Regions from separate parts of the Homo sapiens genome. Here region 2 is linked to region 1. Evidence: chromatin contacts called from ENCODE Hi-C or POLR2A ChIA-PET data. All regions are on one chromosome and are shown on one strand. The core of a region is the stretch at or near the end of the contact, and the rest is flanking DNA. Distances in the headings are between cores, read along the strand shown. Region 1 holds the start of LINC03154 (long intergenic non-protein coding RNA 3154). Region 2 overlaps ERRFI1-DT (ERRFI1 divergent transcript).

The links. A loop is a pair of places that touch in the nucleus more often than their neighbours do. ChIA-PET counts read pairs that join two places held with the same protein, here RNA polymerase II (POLR2A). Pooled maps may share reads with other maps.
Region 2: a map of HepG2 shows a loop between it and region 1 (13-fold over the local background). The contact joins the enhancer-like site here to the promoter of LINC03154 in region 1. A Hi-C loop is called at or near these places in 1 of 168 maps with a recorded cell type or tissue (HepG2) and 1 of 50 pooled maps. POLR2A ChIA-PET finds 5 or more read pairs at or near these places in 7 of 52 experiments (Caco-2, GM10248, HepG2 and 3 more).

The regions. Positions count from the first base shown.
Region 1 is chr1:8,258,009-8,260,702 of GRCh38, reverse strand. LINC03154 (long intergenic non-protein coding RNA 3154) reads right to left here and starts at 1,332. Exons shown (of 2, transcript XR_007065454.1): 1 at 710-1,332. RefSeq lists a silencer at 720-1,014.
Region 2 is chr1:8,120,149-8,122,842 of GRCh38, reverse strand. It overlaps ERRFI1-DT (ERRFI1 divergent transcript), which reads right to left. Exons shown (of 3, transcript NR_185980.1): 3 at 1-1,369. Among named protein-coding and RNA genes, the nearest start is that of LINC01714, 87 kb to the left of the region's middle. RefSeq lists an enhancer at 1,427-1,736. Within about 2 kb of position 1,367, at least 30 of the 41 ENCODE cell types and tissues checked have a DNase peak (open chromatin) inside an H3K27ac peak, as active enhancers do; they include Panc1, where a contact is called at or near this core.

The sequences.
Region 1 (2,694 bases), core at 83-2,582:
ATCGCGCCGTTGCACTCCAGCTTGGGCAACAAGAGCAAAACTCTGTTTCAAAAAAAAAAAAAAGGAAGTGTTGATATTCTTAATATCCACTGTATACATGATATTAAAACTCCAATAGACTCTTTCCCTCCTTCTCACTACTACACGTGACTAGTCTTAATAATAATAAAATAGAAAAAGTGAGCAAAGAACAGCAGGCAGTTCAGAAAGGAGAGACGCAAATGAACAATCAAACTAAATGCAAAACTAAATGCAAATTAAATATATGCAAAACAAAATGCAAATTAAAATGTAACAATGCAGAGTTGCTAGTAAACTTCTAGGATTGGTAGCTCTACAAGTAGAAGAGGCTAAAACAAGAGATTTAAAATCTATTCTAATAAATCCATGCAAAGTACGTAATGATTGACTGGTGAGAACCAAGATACAAGGGATGTGATAACCAACCCTTGAAAACTAGTTTGGGGCCAGGCCTGGAGGCTCACACCTGTAATCTCAGAGCTTCGGGAGGCTGAGGCAGGAGGATCACTGGAGGCCAGTGGTTTGAGACCAGCCTGGGCAACATAGTGAGACACCCTACTGTATCAAAAATGAAAGAAAGGAAAGGAGGTGAGGAGAGGGAGAGAGGGAAGAAGGGAAGGAGGAAGGAAGGAAAGGAAAACTAGCTTGTTGACATAGTTTCCCTGCATGTTGGCCAGTGTCACCTAACCTGAGATTCCTGTTGCAAAGGTCCAGGTTGCAGATGGTTGCAGAGGTATCCATTCCTTGGGACCACTGCAGGGAGGCAGAAAATGCTGAGCTGAATTTTTGGCACTCCGCCGGCAGAGCTTTCTTATGTAACAAGCACCTGAGCTGGTGAGTATGAGACCTTGCGAAATAAAAGCTAAGAGTGGCCAAAATAAATATGTGGCCAGGTTAAAGAGCCAGCTTGGCCAACGTTTCTCTAACAGTCGCAATTTGTAAACACAGAAAAGAGGAATGAAATGAAAGGCCGTGTCTGTGCTACAAATCGCGTCTGTGATTATTGTTCCCCTGTGTCTCTGTAACTTTATTTTCACAATCAAAAGCTTGACAGGACATTCCATAAAGCCCAGTCAGAGCACTTGAAATGCGAACCCAAACAAGCCGAAGTCATGGGGAGAAATGCATCCTCCGTTTTCTTGTGAACGCAGCAGCTGTTTTCTCTTTCCTGTATTTGGATCTTTCTAGCAAACACCTAGAAGTCTCAGCCTCTCCAGAAATCAGGTGTTCCCAGACCAGGTGATCTATTTGTTTAGTATCCTGTGCCCTTATTCCCAGAAGAAAGGGAATGGGACAGAACACTCTGTCAAATAAACAATTGCCCAAGGTCTTGGGCAAGGGAAATTAGGACAGGAAGCAGACAGTGGACTCTTTGCCCCAGGTAACTGGCTGATAAGGTAAACAAGCCATGTACAATGAGTTCCTGTCCTCTGCATGATAAATATTTATGTGCTGAGCCCTGTGTTTGGAAGCACTAAACCATTTCTCAGTCTGAACATTGACCTTTGGATGCAAAACGCAGGGCTAATTTCCTAGGTGATGTAATTAATTTTTGTGGCTCAAAGCTGTACTGGGAACAAGAGAAATTGTTGTTTTCATGCTTGTTTAAAAAGTGATTCAGCAGTTGTGTGCAGCTTTCAGGTAACAGTGTCAACTTGCAATCTGAAACTTTGCTTTAGTCACACCTGGAATTCAATGATTTTGGAAGATTATGGTGTGTGAGTTCATCATAAACAAACACAAATTCTTCTGATCTTAGAAGTGATGAACTCAGTTTTGGGTTTACACATGGCTTTGAATTGTTTCTGAGGATACGGAGGAAATTATTTATTTTATTTTATTTTTTGAGACAGGATCTCCTCTACCGCCCAGGCTGGAGTGAAGTGGCTGATCTTGGCTCCCTGCAACCTCCGCCTCCCGGGCTCCAGGGATCTTCCCACCTCAGCCTCCTGAGTAGCTGGGACTACAGGAGGGTACCACCACCACGCCTGGCTAATTTTTTGTATTTTTAGTAGAGATGGGGTTTCGCCATGTTGCCCAGGCTGGTCTCAAACTCCTGGGCTCCAGCAATCCACTCACCTTGGCCTCCCAAAGTGCTGGGATTACAGGTGTGAGCCACCACGCCCAGCCAAGGACTTTATTTTTAAAATTTTGGTTTAGTATGGCCCCAAATCTCTGTGACCCTAAATGCGTTTCATTTTAGTGTTAATAAAACATGCAGGAAAACTGTTCTTTTACCGTGAGCCAAATTAACCCCACCCAAAACAAAAGTAAAAGGCAAATGACAGGCTGGGCGCGGTGGCTCACGCTTGTAATCCCAGCACTTTGGGAGGCCGAGGTGGGCAGATCATGAGGTCAGGAGATGGAGACCATCCTGGCTAACATGGTGAAACCCCGTCTCTACTAAAAATACAAAAAGTTAGCCGGGTGTGGTGGCCAGCGCCTGTAGTCCCAGCTACTCGGGAGGCTGAGACAGGAGAATGGCGTGAACCTGGGAGGCGGAGCTTGCAGTGAGCCGAGATTGCGCCACCGCACTCCAGCCTGGGCGACAGAGCGAGACTCCATCTCAAGAAAAAAAAAAAGGCAAATGACAAACCAGGGAAAATACATGCCACAAAACAGCAGACCCTCTTTCTAGGTGGCACAAGCTGGAAACCTGAGTCCATCCTTGTC
Region 2 (2,694 bases), core at 118-2,617, 140 kb after region 1:
GAGTAATCCACCCCTTGTTTAGCATATCATCAAGAAACAGCCATAAAACTGGGCAATCAGCAGCCCTCAGGGCTGCTCTGTCTATGGAATAGCCATTCTTTTACTCCTTTACTTAATAAACTGGCTTTCGCTTTACAGACTCACCCGGAATTCTTTCTTGTGCGAGATCCAAGAACCCTCTCTTGGGGTCTGGATCAGGACCCCTTTCCTGTTATGCAGGAGGATGTCCTTATCTGTAGGAAGCACACCCTGAAGTGCTCAGGCTCAGTGGGCCTTCTGGCTGGCAACTGACTCTTCACTGCCCCAGAGAAAAAAGTTTTTGAGCTCTACTTGCGACTTTCCTTTAGGTATGTGGTTGTTAGTAAAACTGTAACAAACCTTTAAATAAATAAGGCATCCTCTTATTTTCTCTTAAATGTATGTCTTAAAGGGGTGTATTCATGATGACAGAGAAGTCAGTCTAGAAGGAGACAGATAGTAAGTGGGAGGCACCCCCGGCAACCCCGCCCCAGTCTGGATGAGTCAGCCCCCTCATTCTGCCTTTCCTGACCCCCAAGTCCAGCTCAGAAGCCCTTCTTAGGAGTTTCCCATGAGCCTCTATTTGCTGAACACAGCACTTCTGATCTGGTAATTTTAACGGCCCATTTACTTATAAATACCATGAGATTAGAGGTATTGTCTGACTTGCTCACCACTGTCTTCTTGGAGGTGGAGGCAATTTCAGGGACACAGTAGCTCCTCAGTAAGCATTTGCTGAACAAATGAAAGAATGGTTCACACTGACCCCAAAGAAGGTTTTCTCCCTAGTCTTGGACTATTTCTCTTTTTTCTTTCTTTTCTTTTCTTTTTTTTTTTTTTTTAGAGACAATGTCTGGCTCTGTCACCCAGGCTGGAGTGTGGCGGCACGATCTCAGCTCACTGCAGCCTCCACTTCCTGGGCTCAAGTGATCCTCTGGCCGCAGCCTGCCGAGTGGCTGGAACCACAGGCACACACACCAGGCCTGGCTAATTTTTGTATTTTTTTGTAGAGATGAGGTTTTGCCAGGTTGCCCAGGCTGGTTTCGAACTCCTGAGCTCGAGCAATCCACCTGCCTTGGCCCCACAAAGTGCTGGGATTACAGGTGTGAGCCACTGTTCCTGGCTGGAATGTTTCGAATCAAGCAGTTAAAAGGTAAAGACCAGTGCTGTAGCCGCATGATCCGCCTGTTCCTCAGCGTGGATAAAGCTCTTTGCCCTCCTTATGGAACTATGGCACGGTTTTGCTCTCGACTCTCTTGAGTCCTTGCAGAGGAGGCATGGAAAGATCTGGTGTGAGTCACTGCCATCGATCAACATGACATTGTTCTCGAAGGGCTCGCAGTGGGGAAACCTAAAAAGGAAGAAAATGAGAGCACTTGCCAAGGCTACTGAACAAAGGGTCAAGCACCCAGCCAGTCACTGAGTTCCAGACTCTTAATAACAAGGTTATGAAGCTATGCGAAGCCTTCATCCCTTCTCATAACTACACAGGCATGTCGGGGCTTCTGAAGTTGTGACAGTGATTTCCTTTAAAGAAAACGATTCTAAGTAAACCAAGGACACTTCACCCTTGACTTTGAAAATGTCTACAAACTTTCCCAGAGCAAATCTCTGCCGGCGTTTCTCACTTCCCGATCTGATCGGCCTGAGGAGCCCACGGGCTGGGCTGGCACGTTCTTTTGTTCAGCTTCTCTACCGGAAGGAGTTTGTGTAAAAAGGAATAGAAATCAGTGTTCATGCCACAATAGGGGTAATTGTTCTGAGCTGCCACATTCCGTTAAATGTTTACCTTTTTGTTTCACAATCTAACAGGAAACGAGGAGCAAAGGATTTTTGGTTCCCTTATCCCCCTTTGGTCAAGACTAAAAAAGACCAGTTGTTATTCTAGTTGCTCAAAAATGAAATGCTCAAGGTAGGAAATGAGCACAGTTGCTAAAGACTCCAGATCACAATCTGGGGTTTCAACCAAATCCGTTGCATGAAATGTTTCAGAGGAATGAGGCTTTGTCAACCTTCTCCATGTGCCTCCAGGACAGGATGTTTAGCAAGAGGTGCTGAACATTGTAACCATCTTTCTATGTGATCTATAGAACACTATGGATGACCAAGATAAAAAACTGGACAGATTAGATTCCTTAGTAGCCAAATACAAGGTAGGGAAGTGGCAAAAAGCTGGGACCCGTTGGGAAGGAGGCCGGAGGGCTTCGCCAGGCTCTCCTCCGCCATTTCAGATCCATCCTTCAAGACCAGACCCCAACCCAGCTTCTACTTCGAGGAGAAGTATTTGTTTAAAGTTCCATTTGTGGAATGGCCCAGCTGGGATGAAAACCAGGCTGTGAATTCTAGTACCAGCTCCACCCCTGAAAAACAGAGTAGAACCTCCCTGGGCTAACGTCTTCTAATAATCCAATCATAGAGTAAACTATGTCTTTTGGGGCATTTTAAACTTTTTTATTGCTTTGAAATAGAGTCAGGGGAAGAAAGACTTTACCATCTAGGTTCGATAGCTGGGTCTAGGAAATACACTGACAATACACAGATTTAACAGGAAAAAGGGTAAACAAATTTATTAATTTTTAATATGTGCACAGGGGCCATCATAGGAAGAAAAAAACAATATCACAAAAAAGTGATGCCATCTTAACAGAGAAAAGGGAGAGGAGATGTGGGCTACCG